Regions from separate parts of the Homo sapiens genome. Here region 2 is linked to region 1. Evidence: chromatin loops called from intact Hi-C (ENCODE). Cell type or tissue: ascending aorta. All regions are shown on one strand. Region 1 overlaps ETS2-AS1 (ETS2 antisense RNA 1). Region 2 overlaps LINC00114 (long intergenic non-protein coding RNA 114).

Region 1 (5,000 bases):
CCTACTGTGGCTCATTGTTTTGCGGCAACATCTCATTTAATCTTTACAGCAAACCTACCAGGGAGGTGCCATTACTATTGTTTGTTTAGAGGTGGGGACATGAGTCTAGAAGGGTTTAATCAGCCTGAGGTCCTTTGGTGGGTAGATGACAGAAGCAGATTTGAACTCCTGGGCTCTTGATACTATAGTCAGCTGCCACTGATTGAAAATACCAATTCACACCTTCTAACAAGAATGCAAGATTGACTTGGCTGTGCAAAATATGCATTACATTGTGCCAATAAAGAGTTCACCTAAGTTGTCCAACCTAGCATTTTAAGTCACTTGACCTAAATACAATGCACCCAGTTAAACTGTCCTTGAAAATGACACATCTACCCTAGTTTGTGCCTGGTACTACAATGTCCATAGTAGCATTTAGGAAATGGTTTTAGTTACAAATCCCAGTTTTAGGAAAAATGAAGATGGATAAGCTTTCCAATGAAGGGCTCAGGACAAAGTTGAGGGTCCTGCTCGTTCTCTCTTCTGAAGTTGTTCCCTTCTGAGGGTGTGTTTTGTACAGCTGCTTCTGTTGCTCTGTGTCTTTTTGGCTTCAGATTTTTAAAATCTTCTCTTTAATCCCTGAAAACAAAAGGTAAGCGTATGTCTCTGTGCTTCGTAGCATGTGTCCAAATAATCACCGAGACAAGCAGCTTGCTCAAGCTGTGAGTGAAGAAGCCAGGCTGGTTTGTGTTGCCCTTGGTTTGGGGTTGGACAGTTTCTCTTTTAAACCTCTTCCTAGATGTTGGGATCCCAGGCAGCGATGGGGTCAGAGAAAGCTGCCTCTAAGAGTCAGGTTCTTCTCCACATCCAGACAATGACTGAAACAAATCTTTCTAGCTCCAAAGGCCAAGCTTTCAGAAACCAAGTTGTGCTGTATGTGAGCCCTTTCACGATGGGAGGAATGCCTGCTTCCAAGTAGGGGTTTGAGGAGGAAAGAGATTCAGCTCCGGACCAGCCATTTCTTTTTTGGAGGAAATATATGTGTGTGTGTGTGTGTGTGTATATATATATATATATATATATTTGTGTGTATATATATATGTGTACACACATACACACACATATAGAAATACAGGACATCAAAGCTCTTTCATTTGGGAAGAACTTTCCCTTTGCCATTCCATTAGCATAAAAACAAGCTCCCTGTTGGCTGTTAAGTTCATACTGTGTGTGAACTTTGAGATACAGAAGGATTCATCTGTGTGATGCATTACAGAGATCTTGCCTGGGAGTGAGGACTGTTGATATTGTAAAAATGCACCACTCCTAGAAGGGAGGAACAAAGGAACTCGGTCCAAGAGCCTCTCTGAGACCTCTTCTCCCTTCTCTGTCAGCACAGGAAAAGAGAGTGGAGGGGCTGCTGCCCCAGGAAGGCTGGGCCCACCCCTCCTCACAGGCACCCTGATGCCTGTTCAGCTTGGCTCTCTGGATGACAGGCAGAAGGTAACATGATGCCACCAGCCACCGGCCACCCTCTCTTCCTCCTTCCTTAACCCTTCAGCACCTAGAGAGCTGGTCCTTGACTTCCGACCTCACTTGACCCCTTCCCTGACACAGAAGCAGGTTCCTCGGCCGGGTCATCTGGGACACACTGGCCCTTGCCCTCTCTTGAATTTGCCCTGTGCCCTGAGGTGAGCGTTGACCTCTCTCCTCTCTGACAGGGAGAACCAAGCCACCCCAGCTGCCTCAGAGGTGTGGGTGGCTTAATGAGTCAATGTTGGTGAAGTTCTTTGAAGACACAAAGTGCTCCGTAAAAGCTGGTTCCCATCTTGCTGACAAAGGCGCTCCCTGAGCTCTGGCCCTTCTGATAGAGAGTGGGCTTCTGTGGTCCTTCCTCCCTTCTTCTTTATGGATGACGTAAATAGCTCCTCTCACTTACATTCTCCATGGGTGAGAACGCATGAGGAGAGAGAGACAGGGAGGGAGAGACAGAGAGACAGAGAGAGACAGGGAAGGAGAGAGAGAGAGGGGTGTGTGGGATGTGTGTGAAGTGTGGTGTGTGTGGTGTGTATGTGGGTGTATATGTGGTGCATGTGTTGTGTGTGATGTGTGTGCTGTGTGTGATGTGTTTTGTGTAGTGTGTGGTTTGTGTAATGTGTTTGTGTGGTGTGTGCAGTGTGTGGTTTGTGTTGTGTGTTGTGTATGTGGTGTGCGCTGTGTGGTTTGTGTGGTATGTGGCATGTGTTTGTATGTGTGTGGTATGTGGTATGCATTTGTATGTGTTGTGTGTGGTATGTGTTGCATGTTGTGTGTGGTATGTGGTGTGTGTTGTGTATATTGTGTGTTGTATGTGGTGTATATTGTGTAGTTGTGATGTGTGTTGTATGTTGTGTGTGGTTTGTGGTGTGTGTTGTGTGTGGTTTGTTGTGTATGTTGTATATTGTGTGTTGTGTGGTATGTTGTNNNNNNNNNNTTGTGGCGTGCGTGGTTTGTTGTGTGTGTGTTGTGTTGTATATTGTATGTTATGTGGTGTGTGTAAGTTGTCTGTAGTGTGTGTTGTGTATTGTGTGTTGTATATGTGTTGTGTATTGTGTCTAGTATATTGTGCTTGTTTGTAGTGTGTGTTGTATATTGTGTGTGGTCTGTTGTGTGTGTTGTGTGTATGTGTTGTATGTTGTTTGTGTTGTCTGTTGTGTTTGTGTTGTATGTGTTGTGTGTTGTATTTGTGTTGTATGTGTTGTGTGTGTTGTCTTTTGTCTGTTGTGTGCATGTGTTGTGTGTTGTGCGCAGTGCATGTTCGCCCTCCCTCCCTGGCAGCAGGGCTACCTGGCTGCGGTGCTCACTGCCCTGGGCGGTGGGCGGAGCGGTCCCTGGTGGGAGGGGACAGGGCTCTCCCGCAGGTGACTCCTGCAGCCTGAACTTTTGTTCTGGGAAGGCCACCCACGCTCCCCGCTCCCCGGCAGGCCGCCAGAGCCAGGGCCGCACGCCCACGCGGGAATCAGCCAGGCCGACATGAAAGCAATGCGCTTCCAAACTGGCAGAGGATTTAATTTTTTTTTTTTTCTTTCTCAAACAGCCCCAGTTGCTTCTCTTCTCCACGGTGATTTCTGCATACTTTATCCAAACCCCCTCCCCACCGCTGTTCAGTTTCTGGCTCCTCTTCCTGCCCGTGCTCTGAGGCCAGCTGGGGGCCTCCCAGGTGACTCCTGCTGCTGCTGTCACTGGACCCTGACGCTGTGCCGCACCCGAATTCCTCCGAATGGAGCCTTGGCCAGAGCAAGGCGTGCCGTGTAGAGGAGCGGATCTGAGCCTGGCAGGAGATCGCTAAAACCTTTGCCCTTCACACAAACGCGGAAGCACGGGGCGGGTGCTGAAGAGCCAAGCAAGTGTCCCCCATTTCCTTCCAAGGCAGAGCAGCAGCCCAGGGAGGCCCAGTTTCCATCGCGGCAGAAGGGCAGAAGAGTGGGGGAGGTCCCAGGACCACAGCCCAGGGGACACTCAGGATGCGCCAGGAAGGACATGGCAGACAGGCCCTTTAGGTGGAAAAGCAACCCTCAGCTGCCCAGAGAGCGGCCCCTCCAGGCCCTCCCCGCCGTCTGCAAAGCTCTTCAGCTGGGAGAGGAGGAAAGGGTTTGTTCTTGACCTCCTTCCTTTCCTTTCTTCTCCACTGTCCACCAGAGAGCAGGAAGACAGGCTGATGCTCTTGTTAAAGATGAAGGCATAATTCACATGCCATAAAATTCACCATTTTAACCATTTTAAGGTGCACAGTTCAGTGGTTTTGAGTGCATTACATTGTTGGGCAACCATCAGCATGGTCTAATTCCAAAACATTTCTGTCACTCCAAAAAGAAATCTTGTACCCATTAGCAGTCACTCCCCATTTCCCCCTACCCCCCAGCCCCCCGGCACCCACGAAGGTGCTTTCTCTGTTTCGAGGGATCTTCCTATTGTGGCAAATCCTCTGAATGGAATCATACAATATGTGGTCTTCTGCCACTGGCTTCTTTCACTGACCATAATTTTTCAAGGTTCACCCACGTTGTAGCATGCGTCAGCGCTTCATTCCTTTCCATGGCTGGACTGTATTTCATTGTATGTCTGGACCACATTCTGTTTCTCTAGTCATCAGTTGATTACTTACTTTTCAGGGCCCACTTAGCCTTTCTTCCCAAGGGCAGGGGCTCTGTTGTCCACTGTTTTGGAGTCTTCCAGCAGACTTGATGGAGTGTACCAGTGGTTTCCTTGCTGGGCAAATAACCAGAGGGTCCCTGGGTACGGGAATCTCTGAGTCCTGATCTTTGGCTCTGCTGCAGACCAGGTCACTGTATGATCTTTTAGCAGCCTCTTTACCTCACCTGGCCTCAGTTTCTTCATCTGAAAAATGAAGGGCTTGAAGCAGATGGTCTCTAACACTTCTCCTGGCCCAACACTTTAAGATGTTTCAGCAAAGCAGTGAAGAAGCAGCCTTCTGTGACCTTTCTGAACAAGGCAGAGGAAAGCAAGCTGTAGGCTGACATAGTTAGGTGATTCCATAACAAAATTGCGCTGTAAACAATCATCTGGATCAATCGACAGAAGGCACTTGCAACAGGTTCCCAGATGACAGAAAACTATAGGAATGACAGGGAAGGAATGATGGGGCAGATTAAAATGGAGAAATTTAACAGGGACAAATGTAAAAGTCGGACATTTTGCTCCAAAGTTCAACAGAACAGCTACCTGCTTTGTTGGATATGTTCAGGCAGTGTCCTTTATAAGAGTTTGATTGACTCTAAATGAATCTCATTATGAGTCACCATTGGGACAGGCTGCCAAAAGGCCAATGTGACTTCAGATTAAATCAATAGAGGTCTACTGGCTGAAACAAGGGAGGTGACATTATTGAGTCCATCCCTGGTGTATGTAGCTGCTACCCTCTGAGAAGGAGGCCCCCAATAGGAAAAGCCAGAGGGAGGATGGATAAGACATGAAGAGCTCTAGAACCATGGTTTGGTAGTAGGAGGGGCTCAGGGTTT
Region 2 (5,000 bases), 150 kb after region 1:
AGAAACCTGGAGGAAACCAAGACTACACCTACTGTTAACACCTTTAGAGAGATGAGATGAGTTTTCTTCTATGCATCAAGAATGAGAGACCATACAGGAGATCGAGACCATCCTAGCTAACACGGTGAAACCCGTCTCTACTAAAAATACAAAAAATTAGCCGGGCGTGGTGGTGGGCGCCTGTAGTCCCAGCTACTCAGGAGGCTGAGGCAGGAGAATGGCGTGAACCCGGGAGGCGGAGCTCGCAGTGAGCGAGATCGCGCCACTGCACTCCAGCCTGGGCGACAGAGCAAGACTCTGTCTCAAAAGAAAAAAAAAAAAAGTGAGAGACCATAAAAAAGCAACATTTGGAAAATAACAAGCACTGGGCAAGCTTGGGGAAAGTCACATGATAGCCAAAATGAAAGACCCAGTACAAGGATTAGAAGGCATGGCTGGAAAATTGTATTAGAAAATAGAGCAAAGTGAAAAGAGAGAAGAAAAGGGAGAGAATGTATGAAATTGGAGGCCCAGACCAGGAAATGCAGCTTCCAGATGAATTCCAGGAGGAGAGAACAGAGAAGCTGGTAAGTCTTTAAAATACAATTCAAGAAACTTTTCCAGAAATGAATAACACCAGCTTGCAGGTCTAAAGGGCCTAGTACAAGAGATAAAAATAGACCTACACGAAGCCTCGTTGCTGTGCAATTTCAGAGCAGTGAGGACAGGAAGAAGATTTTACAAGCTTCCAGGGAGAAGAAAAAAGGCAACACATGAAGACTCAGGACTCAGAATGGCTGTAGCTTTCCCTGCAGCCGCTCTGGGAATGACAAGAGGATGGGGCTTTCTGCAGGAAGGTGGTTTTCGACCTGGGCTTCTACACCTATAGAAACTATCAATCCAGTGCACAGGCAGAATAAAGGCATTTTCGGAAATGTTGAGGTGTCAATTAGAAGTTACAGGTTAGGCCAGGCGTGGTGGCCCACACCTGTAATCCCAGTTCTTTGGGAGACTGAGGTGGGAGAATTGCTTGAGGCCAGGAGTTCAAGACCAGCCTGGGCAACATAGCAAGACCCCATCTCTATTAGAAAAATAAATAAAATTAGCTGTGTGAGGTGGTGCATGCCTGTAGTCCCAGCTACTCGCGAGGCTGAGGTGGGAGGATCACCTGAGCCCAGGAGTTTGAGGCTGCAGTGAGCTGTGTTCATGCCACTGCAATCCTGCCTGAGCGACAGAGCGAGACCTTGTCTCCAAAAAAAAAAGTAACAGGTTAAATATTCATCTTGCAACAAGGATTGATCTTGAAAACTATCCAAAAGGAAAAGAGTCAAATCATGACGAGATAAATAGCATGAGTTACGTAAATTAAAAGCGTTTACGTGAAACACAGTAGGCACTTTGCAGATGGTTGGCAAACATATCCCCCTGGAGTGAAAGAAGGAGAAAGGGAGAGGGAAGATGATGAAAATAGGAGGGAAAGTGAGGAGGAATGAGAGGAGCAGGGAGTGAGCAGGTGGCCTGTGTGCCTTCTACCAAAATCATCACAGAATATGAGGTCAGCTTTGCAGAATCCGAAGAACTTTCATCGAAATAGCAAAAGCCCCATTCTGCCCTCAGAGAACTTACCTTAATGTATTAGTGTGCTAGGGCTTCCATAATAAAGTACCATAGGGTAGGCGGCTTCAACAACATTTATTTTCTCCGTCCTGGAAGCTAGAAGTCTGGGATCCAGGTGTGAGCAGGGTTCGTTCCTTCTGAGCCTCCCTCCTTGGCTTACAGACGGCCGCCTTCTCCCTGTGTCCTTACATGGTCATGTCTGTGTTCTAATCTCCTCTTCCTGTTAGGACACCAGTCAGATCGGATTAGGGCCCACGCTAATGACTTCACTGCATCTTAATTATCTCTTGAAAGACTATCTCTGAATAAAGACATGCTTTGAAGTACTGGGGGTTAAAGCTTCAACAGATGAGCTTGGGGGGAACACAGTTCAGCCCCTTCCAAACAGGTGGATAGACAGCTGTCAGAGATTGGGTTTCCTCATCTCTAACATGTACACGAGAACACCACCTAGCTCTCAGAGGTGTCTGAGAATCAGGTGAGAGCCAGCTGGAAAGGGCACGTGAGAGAGCACTGCCAGCAGCGAAGCACCCAACAGGCCTCAATTCTTATTTCTGCAGGTCGAAGCCCAGATCTCCAACTCAGACCTCCATTTGATGCATTGTTTGATCTTATTAAAGCTGTAAGTTCCCAGAACCATTTCCCACTTTGCAGCAAAAGCCACGTTAGCAGAGTCTTATCGTAACATGCCTGTCCATGATGCCATTTCATGATTTGTTGTTTTGAACGGATTGAGCTGAATCATTCGGATTGGCACTGTTTTCTCTTTCTGGGTCTGACTGGAGAGTCTGGCCAGGGTCTAATCAGTTGAATTCCGGTTAAGAAAGGACCTAGTCTCTTCTCCCTACAACTCTTCTTAAGATGCTTTTATCCCAAGAAAAATGGGCTTTTTATTTAATATAAACAGAAGCACACGTGAAAGTTTGAGCCTTTTTGCAAGTGTGAAACAAAGACTTCTATTTTTATCTTTTGCCAAACTTGACATTTTGTTGTGAGCCCTGGAAGGGGCTCCTTTTTTCAGAAGGGAGAGGCCCTCCCTGCCTGGTCTCCACAGCCTCTCAGGGAATGTGGTGTTTAATGATGAGTTATTAGATAGTCAGAGGCATTTGCGGAGCTGTATGGGAGTGCCAGATCGCCCTCTGATAATAAATTGAGCTAAAGTCTGTTGGCATCGCAGACAGGGCTGTGTTTAAGTGAAAATCTGAAACCTGACCAAGAATATGGAGCTAAAGTTTGAGGCCTCAGCCTCCAATGTCATTTTTCTGAACGACATCCAGCAGATATCGGATAAGCAGAAATGCCATTAGGAAAGCCCCAGGAACTACTCGCTGAGTAGACAGAAGATGCCTAAAGGCAGAAGGGATCTCCAGAGAGTTCAAGAAACTTCCAGGAATGGCTGGTTGGCCACATGAAATTAATGGAGACATCATGAAAAGATTTTCTTTGGTTTAACAAAATTGTGTCAGTCATGCATAGCTGTGTTCAGCTTTGGGGGTGCACAAAGGTGAGATAGACGTCACCACTGTTGTCAGGGGTTTACAGATGTGCGTGTGTGTGTGCATGTGTGTGTGTGGGAAGAGTGTCAGGAGGAAAGGACAGCAGAGGGATTTCTTTTGATCATAATACAAGGTAAGGTGGAAGGTATAATTCAGTTTAATATGGTTTTTCTCCCCACTCCCATCCCCTTTCCTGGTCAGTCTTTATTTTTCTTCAGGGCACAACCCATGTTCTGTTACATTATACATTCATTTGCTTATCATGTTGGTGGTTTCTTGCCCCAGCCAGACTGTACCAGGTACAGATGTTTCTTTATTCCTGGCACTCAGCGCAGTGTCTGGAATGCATTAGGCTCTGCAAGTCTGTGTCGGGTGAACAAATACTAAATACAGGAGAAATCCCCACGAAGGCACGGGACGAAAATTCCAGGAGTCTCACCCCTCAAAAGGCTGGGGGTTTGGTTCCTCCAAACCATGGGGTGGCATGGGCTGACAAAAAAACAAAATCATGTGGATCTTCAGGTCACATTATGAGAAATCAAATATTGTATTATCCAAAGATTGTTTCCAAAATCTTTGTTGGTTAAGTGATACAGGCACACAAAAAATGTTGACTGGGCATTGGGACATGAATGAAAGAGGAAATGCATTTACTGACTAAGAGAATTTGCTTGAAACTCTTGAGGGCTGTTTAATCTCTTTCAGCACAAAATCAATATGCCTATAAAGAGTTTAAAATATAATGGAACATTCTTAAAGTGAGAATTCAGTAAAATGAGCATTTAGTGTTAAGATGTACCAAACTGCATCTGGCAGGAGGAGTAAGATAAATTTCATTCCTCCCCTTTTCTTACTCTACAGGTTTGCACTCTTCAGGTTTTCTTTTTAAAAAACAGTATAGAATTAAACAGTGGAAGATGTTATCTATATTTTTAAAAACCAAAAGATTTAATTGTACATTTAATTAACACCAAAACTCAGGAAAATTGTAAGATATAGAAATATGTCATTTTGAAAACACTTCACTTGAGCACAGGAGTTCGATACCAGCCTGGGCAACATAGTGGGACCCCTGCTTCTACAAAAAATTTACAGAATTAGCCAGGCATGATGGTGCATGCCTGTGGGAAGAGTGTCAGGAGGAAAGGACAGCAGAGGGATTTCTTTTGATCATAATACAAGGTAAGGTGGAAGGTATAATTCAGTTTAATATGTTTTTTCTCCCCACTCCCATCCCCTTTCCTGGTCAGTCTTTACCTTTTACTTTACCCTGTGGTCCCAGCTACTCGGGAGGCTAAGGTGGGAGGATCACTTGAGCCTGGGAGGTTGAGGCTGCAGTGAGCTGTGATCATGCTATTGCACTCTAGTCTAGGTAACAGAGCAAGACCTCGTCTCAAAACATAATAAAAGGAAACACTAAAAATCCTAAACAACAACAACAAAAAAACCAAAACAGGAAACGCAACTAGTTAATAAGAAATAGTCCCAGCAACAATCTTTCCAAGGAAATGGAAATCAGTATATTGTATGTTTTAGTCTGGTGTGGTGGTGCAAGCTTGTAATCCCAGCTACTCGGGAGGCTGAGGCAGGAGAATGGCGTGAACCTGGGAGGTGGAGCTTGCAGTGAGCTGAGATCGCGCCACTGGACTCCAGCCTGGGTGAAAGAGCAAGACTCCATCTCATAAATAAATAAATAAATAAATAAATAAATAAATAAATAAATCTCCCCAAATAATATTTTAAAAAGAAAAATGGTCTGTAGTCCCAGCGTTTTGAGAGGCCAAGCTGAGAGGATTGCTTGAAGCTGGGAGTTCAAGACAAGCCTGGGCAATATAGCAAGACCCCCATCTCTACAAAAAATAATAATTTTACAAATAGCCAGGCATGAAGGCTCATGCCTGTAGGCTG

What was found. A loop is a pair of places that touch in the nucleus more often than their neighbours do. Peaks named below come from ENCODE experiments on the same cell type or tissue, not always from the same donor. Only the 100,000 strongest peaks of a DNase experiment are listed, where the experiment ranks them.
Region 2: a loop joins it to region 1, with 2.1 times the contacts of the local background. A loop is called at or near these places in 6 of 110 quality-filtered maps.

Annotation. Positions count from the first base shown.
Region 1 is chr21:38,911,476-38,916,475 of GRCh38, reverse strand. The region is part of intron 2 of ETS2-AS1 (ETS2 antisense RNA 1); the gene reads left to right. Among named protein-coding and RNA genes, the nearest start is that of ETS2-AS1, 24 kb to the left of the region's middle. RefSeq lists enhancers at 1,055-1,555, 1,556-2,056. In ascending aorta, no CTCF peak of the experiment used is centred here; DNase peaks (open chromatin) are centred at 2,915 and 3,325; H3K4me3 peaks cover 828 bases; H3K27ac peaks cover 5,000 bases.
Region 2 is chr21:38,757,421-38,762,420 of GRCh38, reverse strand. The region is part of intron 1 of LINC00114 (long intergenic non-protein coding RNA 114); the gene reads left to right. Among named protein-coding and RNA genes, the nearest start is that of LINC00114, 14 kb to the left of the region's middle. In ascending aorta, no CTCF peak of the experiment used is centred here; a DNase peak (open chromatin) is centred at 2,350; H3K27ac peaks cover 5,000 bases.